2 separate regions of the Homo sapiens genome follow, and region 1 is linked to region 2. Evidence: read pairs that join two places in POLR2A ChIA-PET (ENCODE). Cell type or tissue: Panc1. All regions are shown on one strand. Links, peaks and the distances in the headings refer to the core of each region. The heading gives the core; the rest is flanking DNA.

Region 1 (4,400 bases), core at 248-4,247, 140 kb after region 2:
GAGCTAAAAATGGAACTTTTTAACCCAACAGTCTCATTACTGGATATATACCCAAAGGAATACAAATCGTTGTGTCATAAAGACATATGCGTGTGTGTTCATTGCATCACTATTCACAATAGCAAAGACATGGAATCAACCTAAATGCCCGTGAATGGCAGACCAGTCTACCACATTTTAAGTGGTAGATATACACCATGGAATACTATTCAGCCATTAAAAAGAATGAAATCGTATGCTTTGCAGGAGCATGGATGGAGCTGGAGGTCATTATTCTTCGCAAACTAATTCAGGAACAGAAAACCGAATACTACATGTTCTCACCGATAAGTAAGAGCTGAATAAAGAGAACCAATGGACACAAAGAGGAGAACAACACACACTGGGGCCTACTTGAGGGTAGAGGGTGAGAGGAGGGAGAGGAGCAGAAAAAATAACTGTTGGGTATTAGGCTTAGTACTGGCATGATGAAATAATCTGTACAACAAACCCTCGTGACATGGGTTTACCTATATAACAAACCTGTACATGTATTCCTGAACCTAAAATAAAAGTTAAAAAAGAAAATTAGCCAGGGATGGTGGCACGTGTCTGTAGTACCAGCTACTTGTGAGGCTGAGGTGGGAGGATCACTTAAACCTGGAGGTTGAGACTGCAGTGAGTCCCGTGATCTATGATCATGCCACTGCACTCCAGCCTGGGTGACAGAGCGAAACCTTGTCTTTAAAAAACAAAAATTGTTCTAAAGTCGTCAGAGAGATCCCCATATTTTCTATCTATAATTTACCTGTCATAGGCAAGGCGGCCTTCTCCTTCTTTTTTTGTTTTGAGACAGGGTCTGGCTCTGTTGCTCAGGCCGGAGTGCAGTGGTTCCCTCTAGGCTCACTGCAGCCTCAACCTCCTGGGCTCAAGCAGTCTCTCCACTTCGGCCTTCCAAGTAGCTGAGACCACCAGTGTGTGTCTGGCTACTTAAAAAAAAATATTTTGTAGAGATGAGGTCTCATTATGTTGCCCAGGCTGGTCTCAAAACTCCCGGGCTCAAGCAATCCTCCCGCTTCAGCCTCCCGAAGTGCTGGGATTACAGGCATGAGCCACCGTGCCTGGGCTCATTTTTCAGAAGCAAGGTCACTAATTATTTTACCTGTGCTTTTCTTCCTCTGTGATCTGGTGGTTCCCTCTCCTCTCTTCTGCCCTCCTCCTTCCTTCTCTCCCCTTCCCTCATCCCCTTTCCTCATCCCTCCTTGCAGCTCTGAGTGCTCAAATGCTGTTTGGACTCTTCCTTCTTATAAACATCATGCTTTTCTCTTTAGCTCATGGCCGAGTTTCTTAGCAAAGTGCTTTATGGAAGTGTAGGGAATAGAGATGTCACATAAAAATGGAATGAGTTGTGAAAACAGGCAGTTCCCATCTCCCCCAAGATAGGCAAATCTTTTAATGACCTCCCTGGGAGGAGGGAGCCAAGGGCATATTCAGATTTTATAGCACCGTGGTTCAGGATATTGAATGAATACAGTTATTTCATGATTAGAAATAAAATACACTTCAGAAAATCTTTAAAATGCCCAACTGTGCAAAGATAAATTTTACTATATTCATGACTATTCATTTTAATAGTTCTTTTTCCAGTTACTTACCATAGGTCTTATGTAATACTTTTGGCAGAATAAAACAAAGTACCATTTCTGCTTTCAAAACAGATCAGTTAATACATTCAAAGCTATTGTCTTTTTCCTCGTCAAAGATGGCATTGTTAGAGCCAGCATATATAAACTTTCTTCCCTGCTGAGTAGACCACGTGGAAAAATGCTTATTTTTTCTTATAAGAATAAAATTGCAATCTTTCAACAGAACATGTTGATTATGCCATCTGGCACATAATTTCTTTGCTTAAATTAAGCTGAGAAATCAATTCAGTGTTGAAAGATATTATCCGTTTAGCATTTTTTTTTTACCTCCAGGCAATTTGAGAGAGGGAAAAAAATAAGTTGTTTTCTTTTCTAAGTATGTGAATTATATAGGTCTTGAATATTTTCTTCTACATAGGGGAAAATTATAATTTATAAGTAGATAGCTACGATCCACTGGGATTTCTTGTTCTGAAGTTATGCCAAAGCTGTACTGCGTTACCGGAACCTGCCCTGGAAGACCAGGTGACACTTGAAGATTAGCATCGGTTGATAGACGGTGTGATCAAATGATGGCAAAGACCTGTCCTAAGAGTTGTCTACATTTTGCTCAGACTTTTCTTTGTGAAGTAGTTTGTGGGTTCAGGTTGTTGCCGACAGTAAAGGCACAAATAAATGAGCTTAATACACAAATCCGGCTGCCCCCTAGGGCTACCTAGCAACGTTAAGGAACTAACAGGTGGTGGGAACTCATAAGAACGGAGTGGAAATGACCACTTCTTAACTGGACAGCGGAGGACTGCTCCAGCGGGATCCCCTTGTCAGTTTCTTCCTTGCGTCTCTCCTACCACACGTCTGTGGAGGTGCAAATCAACACCCAGTCACCAAAGACCTTCCAGGTGAATAGCTAAAGCCATGTACAGCCCTTGACCATTCTATAGCCGCCGAATCGGAGTTGAGCTGATCGTGAGAGATGCTATTGGGAAGCTCAAACAGATGCAACAAATGCCAGAGGAAAGTGAGCCTTGAACTGGAAGTTGTACATATGGCAGAAAAATGGGGAAAAGACGCAAATTAGTTGGAATTTTTGCCTTTGTCTCTTTGAGTTATTTTAAAAAGTCATCTTTAAAATAACGATTGAATGTTAAGTTTTGTTATTTAAATAGTGATTTATTAAGATTAAGAAATAAAGAATAGGAAATTCACATTTATGGAGAGGTATCATACAGAAATCAACCACCTGGGGTCTCACAAAAACACACCTACCCTGAGTCTTTGATGGCCACCTGCCTGTTGATGTCATTATCCACCTGTCAACTGCCTGGGGCATTGGGGAGAAAAGAAAACTTAAGTGTTTTCATACCCAAGGAAGTTTATGAAGTAAGTGCAAGCATCACAAATGGAGTTTTAAGAAAGCCTAGATCTGAATTCTAGCGCAGCAATAGGTTCACAATATATTTGGAAAAAGGATAATGTAATTTTTGCTGCAAGGACTTTGCATAACAGTAATAATAATACTTTTCATCACACTTAGGTTTCAAAGCCTATTCATGTGAATTATGTGCTGTGCTTCTCGTTAACCTCCTGCAAATCTAATATAATGGAGACACAGAACATAATAGTAGATGCTGAGTTGGAGTGAGATCCAAGGTTTTGGAGCTGAGGAAGTTGAAGCCATTGAAAAACGGCTTGTAATACTTGGCATGTATGCTTGAGACATGCTTGTTCACCATGGTGCCAATTTAAAAGTCATAGCTAATTGCATGCATTTATAAAAATGAAGGCAGTGTATCCCGGAATCTTGCAGTGACAGCTTTCTCTCAGGGTGATCCCTATTTCACACCATCTGAGACACAGGCTTAAAGAGCAGATGGGCAGAAGCCAGTCTCCTGATCGATGGTGGGGTGTCCCGTTCTGAGGCCGGGCTCCCACACTGCAGCTCTGCCTGGCTGGCTCCCGGTAACACTCAGAAACATGTCTCTGCACTTTGTGGGCATCTGATTCCGTACTCCTGCATCTTAACAAACGAGAGAGAGAGAGAGAGAGAGAGAGATCAGGCAAGAAAGTAGAAAAGAGCAAAGGCACATTGGCAAGAATGATTTCAAAGTCTCACCACTCCTGCTGGAAAGCCCCAGTTCCTGAAATATTTTGGAAGGATCTGTATATAAGTGCCCTTGGGAAATAATTTCTCTGATTGGCACCTTAGCTTTTTGACTCTTTTAGCAGTGAATCAACAAGTCCATCTGTGGAAAGAAGAAAGCTAATATAATGCGGCATTTAAAGCACAGCCCGGGAGACTCCACCTACTTACTTTAGAGAAGCCAGCCCCACCTTCCCTGACCTGGCCGACCATTTATCTCAAGAGTCCAGAATCACTGGAGCTCCCAGGGGGCTGATCCAATTTGTCCCTTTGTTCAACAGAAACATGGAGAATTCCTAAGAGCGAGAACTTGATTTTAAATAGGGAATTAGAAGACTGTTAAGTCCAAACTCAATCTGTTCCATCTCTTCACCATGGCTTATGGTCCCACCAATGCCACTGGGCTCTCCAGACCACCTTTGTTGACTATTGCCAAACACTATGAGATACAAAAAAGAAACGATATTAGTAGAAAATGGATTGCCCACATTTTCAAGGCTGGGGAAGGGCATGAGCTGAAGAATTTCTAATACAATTCTGACTCTCACACAATTTGAACTTCCTACCTTTGCAATATGAAATGTACATTTTATATACAATTTCCATGCCAATTTACAGGTGTTAAATTGGGAACA
Region 2 (4,400 bases), core at 158-4,157:
GCTGTAATTTAATCTCGCATACAGGAAGTCTACCTGACCCTGCATTATGGTAATACCAGAATTATATGTAATATTAACCCCAATAATATTTGTAAAAATGATATAAAATATGTACGTAAAGGTCCTAGCTGTATTTTTTAAAATAGCAAGATATAACAGTTTATACTATGTAAATTCAAAATCATAAATTGTAATACTATGATTTATGCATGTATGTTATGAGCTTGTACTGAAAATATGGACTTTGTGTATCTTAAGGTTCTTGGAGTAACATAAATGTTTTTATTTCTTTCAGCAAGTAATTAATACTCTAGTGAGTGTCAGAAATTATTAAAAGGGTAGATGTTTAGCACAGCCTGTTATTCAGTTTTCTTTCTATAATAGCTCCACCACTGTGAAGACTCGAAATAAACCACTCAGATGGAACATACCATCTCTAAGTTTTCAAAGAGAACCTGAGCCAGGTATAAATGTCTTTTCTTCTGCTCTGCGGCTATTCTCGAGAACTTACTGCTTACTTAACAGTGTGGCCATGTTCTAAATGTTGCCTACTGAACCCTAATTCTAATGATGTCCTTTTAGAAGTTCTAATTAAGTGCATCTCTGAAAGAAGGTAACACTTTCTCTATGAGTAGCCTGATGCCTTCTCCCTTAAGTTATCAGACATAGCCAGCATATATTTTAACTCACATTCAGAACAAAGAAAAAAACACCTTTGAAGACCACCTTTAAAAATCCTGTTTGTGAATGTCAGTAGGGGGTTAACCAAAGGCTTTTCCTGGCAGGAAACCTCTGAAGACGCAGTCTAATTTTGGACCTATTTCACAGGAATTTTAAGAGACGGGTGACACTTCTTAATAAGGTAGTAAAAGTTTAACATGTATAACAATTCAGAACACAAGGCTGCTTTGAACATAGGGGAAGAGAAGCAAAATGGTTAACCTGTTCAGGCTGGACAAACACCATAAACTCTTCCATCAGTATTTAGAAGGTTTCAAGATGAGTTTTTAAAATATTAACCTTAGTTTTGCTCTTGTTTTTCCCATCTTTTTCCACCCTTAGAAAAACCTAAATGATCACATTTGGGCTACAGAGTTAGAGGATGCAAGAGGCATGTGGAGCGTTTGGGGGTAAAGGACCAGGTGTGTGAGGTGCAAGGGTGAGCTCCTGTCCTGGCCTCGTGTTATACTCCGAAGGGCACCATCTGCTAGCACCAGTGTATATTATTACTACAAAAACGAGTCCAGACAAGGATCTAATGCAGGACTCATAGAATTATCAACTGTACGGCAAACTCTGCTGCCAAATGCTTCATCTACAAAAGGAGCTTTCTCGGAAAAAGGTAGCTTTGTATGTAGGACTGCTGTCTCTGAAAATCTGTCACCATCTTTGCTCATAACATTTTCTCTGAATACCACAGGGCTACATACAATTAACATTTTTTTCCCAAACCACCAAAGTGAAAAGCAAAAGTCTTTGCTTTAAAAAAGCAGACTTAAAAAAATATTTATATGTTAGATTTCTTAGATTCATGCACAAAGACCACATTTACTTTAAACAGACATCAAGAATTATTTTTCCGTTTGAAATATTTATAGTCTATCCATTTAAAATTGCATTTCATTTCACAAAGCTATTCTTCTTCTTATCCATTGTTCTGCTAGTGGATTTACCTAAACAACTTTACAGTGTTAGTAGTCTAAGTACAGATATTATAATAAAGGAACTACTTAAAACTTGTTTTCTTTATATTGGAATGTAGTAAGCTTTCATTTTAAAAGCAGGCTCCTGAGAAAACCCGCATAAAAACAATGTAGCTTTATAACAAAGTACCAGATAAAATGTAGGCAGTCCTTTTACCGCAGATCATTTGTAAGCAATTTCTTACGGTAGTAATTGTGTTTTCAAATGCTCTAGCCTTCAGTAGACAGCTATAATCAATTCAAGGAAACAGCAGGTGCCAAGCAAACAAGTAAGTACTCTGTCACCGAGCCCCGGGCATCAGAAAATAACCAGACACACTCGAGTCAAGAGAGAGGTGGCATCCGCTGCAGGCTGCCGGCTCTGAAGCTTTACATCCAATGTATGTGCCATGAGTTCCTTTGGCTCTGATGGGGGCACTGCGGGCCTTCCCAGGGACAGCCTTACATTTCCCAGGATCCCTCCTAAGGGACTGGATGCTCTCTCACTCACCTCCATTTTCTTAACTTGCTCATTCTCAGAGCATTTATTTACATTGCACATATAATTTTAGAAGTGAGTGATGAGGTCTGTGTAAAATTTCCTTAATAGAATTCACCTATGTATAGCAAAATAGCATAAAAGTAATAAAGACCAGAAGCACTTCATCGAGCTTGGCTAGTTTCAGGTGCAGCTCTTCATGAATCCCCAAATACCAGCCAGCCTTCCCTTACCAGGGGAACGCTCACCTGCTCTGACATCACATTGAGAAATCCTGTTTGATGCAATATTTGCTCCAACAATGTAACTCAGAGGGAGGTGTTCAGTAACCTATTCCATAACTCACTGGTCTGGAGGGAGTGTGATCAGGTGAGAGGGGGAGTGACCTGGACACCCACTAGTCCCACCCCTGCTCAGGATACGGAGGACGTGTCTGGACACCCACTAGTCCCACCCCTACTCAGGATACGGAGGACGTGGGTCTGTCCTGTGGCTTCTCTGAGACACCTTTGTCACATGCGAAATAGAGCTAAAGGCATCCACAAAACTAGACAGTTTCCCAGATTTCTTCCACATCTAAAATGTCACAATTATGAGAGGATGCTCAAAGGAAATTCCAAACAATATTTAGTAGGCATTCCCCCATATTACCTTACATTTATATTATATATAATTAGGACAATAATAAAACATCCACCAAGGGTCCCTAGTCAACAACAGTTGTAGATCACACAAAAGAAAATTTGTGTGTATTCCCAGCAAACTTATAATTAAGGCAAATATTTTATATAAACACACGCACACATACACAAACATAGATATGACATTACCTGTAGATGTAAATGTAGATATGTGTATTTTTTTTTTTTTTGAGACGGAGTCTTGCTCTGTCGCCCAGGCTGGAGTGCAGTGGCACAATCTGGGCTCAGTGCAAGCTCCGCCTCCCAGGTTCCTGCCATTCTCCTGCCCCAGCCTCCCAAGTAGCTGGGACTACAGGCAAATGCCACCATGTCCGGCTAATTTTTTGTATTTTTAGTAGAGACGGGGTTTCACTGTGTTAGCCAGGATGGTCTCGATCTCCTGACCTCATGGTCCGCCAGCCTCAGCCTCCCAAAGTGCTGGGATTACAGGCGTGAGCCACCGCGCCCGGCCATAGATATGTGTATATTAAAGTTAACATGTGTGCAATGACATACACATATAGAAATGATCACATACAGAAAAACACCGACATGCAAACTGGCCAAAGCACACTCTATTTCACTAATGGCGAATCCTCCTTCCATCCGAGGAAACGTTCTGTCCGCGTCTGTGCCGCATTTCATTTACCATTTGCCTGTGCACTGAGTATCAGCTCAAGGGCAATGCTATCGATGCACTCAGAAAGATACTGAAGAAATTAAACTTTCTGAATTTGAAACTGGAGTATTTCATATTTAAAAAATATTCATATTTTAGGTAATGGTCATGGTATTTTGGCTACAGTTTTTAAAAAGAATCCTTATTTCTAAGAATTACATACTGAATTAATTATGGATAAAATGATGTGATCTGTTTTAGAATAATCCAGGGTGAGGGAGGGGAGAGAAGCAGGTAAGACTGGCTATGAGCTGATAAAATGAGATTGGCTATGAGTTGGTAACTGCTGAAGTCAGCGTGAGTACATGGGGTATTGTTACATTATCCTTTCTGCTTTTAAATATAAGTGGGATTTTCCAAAATTTAATAGTGAAAATCGCTTCTGACCTAAGTTCAAAAAACCACCCCAATTTTCCAGTTAAAAGCCTCTCATGTGCTAGAATTACCTACATTTAGATTAGCAGTGTTTACTGACAATGACAGAGGGAACAGTTAAGCATGTTCTGAATGTCAAAAGAAAAAATAAAATGTGAATTTAAGACATTTATATTGTATTGTCATTAAAACTGTAAAGTTCAAAGAGTTGTAAGGAATTGTTTCCACTTTTTTATTTTTTGAGATGGAGTGAGTCTCACTCTGTTGCCCAGGCTGGAGTGCAGTGGTACGATCTCGGCTTACCATAACCTCTGCCTCCTGGGTTCAAGTGATTCTCCTGCCTCAGCCTCCTGAGTAGCTGGGCCTATACCTGGCTATACCACCATACCTGGCTAATTTTTGTATTTTTAGTAGAGACAGGGTTTCACTATGTTGGCCAGGCTGGTGTTGAACTCCTGACCTTGTGATCCGCCCGCCTCGGCCTC

The links. ChIA-PET counts read pairs that join two places held together with the same protein. Peaks named below come from ENCODE experiments on the same cell type or tissue, not always from the same donor. Only the 100,000 strongest peaks of a DNase experiment are listed, where the experiment ranks them.
Region 1: POLR2A ChIA-PET joins it to region 2 with 7 read pairs; 2 of 35 experiments call an interaction of 5 or more read pairs at or near these places.

What each region holds. Positions count from the first base shown.
Region 1 is chr6:726,278-730,677 of GRCh38, forward strand. It overlaps LOC105374873 (a long non-coding RNA gene), which reads right to left. Exons shown (of 3, transcript XR_001743915.2): 3 at 1,559-3,642. Among named protein-coding and RNA genes, the nearest start is that of EXOC2, 35 kb to the left of the region's middle. In Panc1, for the core only: no CTCF peak of the experiment used is centred there; no DNase peak of the experiment used is centred there; H3K27me3 peaks cover 2,580 bases.
Region 2 is chr6:584,211-588,610 of GRCh38, forward strand. All of the region lies in intron 11 of EXOC2 (exocyst complex component 2), which reads right to left. Among named protein-coding and RNA genes, the nearest start is that of HUS1B, 71 kb to the right of the region's middle. In Panc1, for the core only: no CTCF peak of the experiment used is centred there; a DNase peak (open chromatin) is centred at 2,511.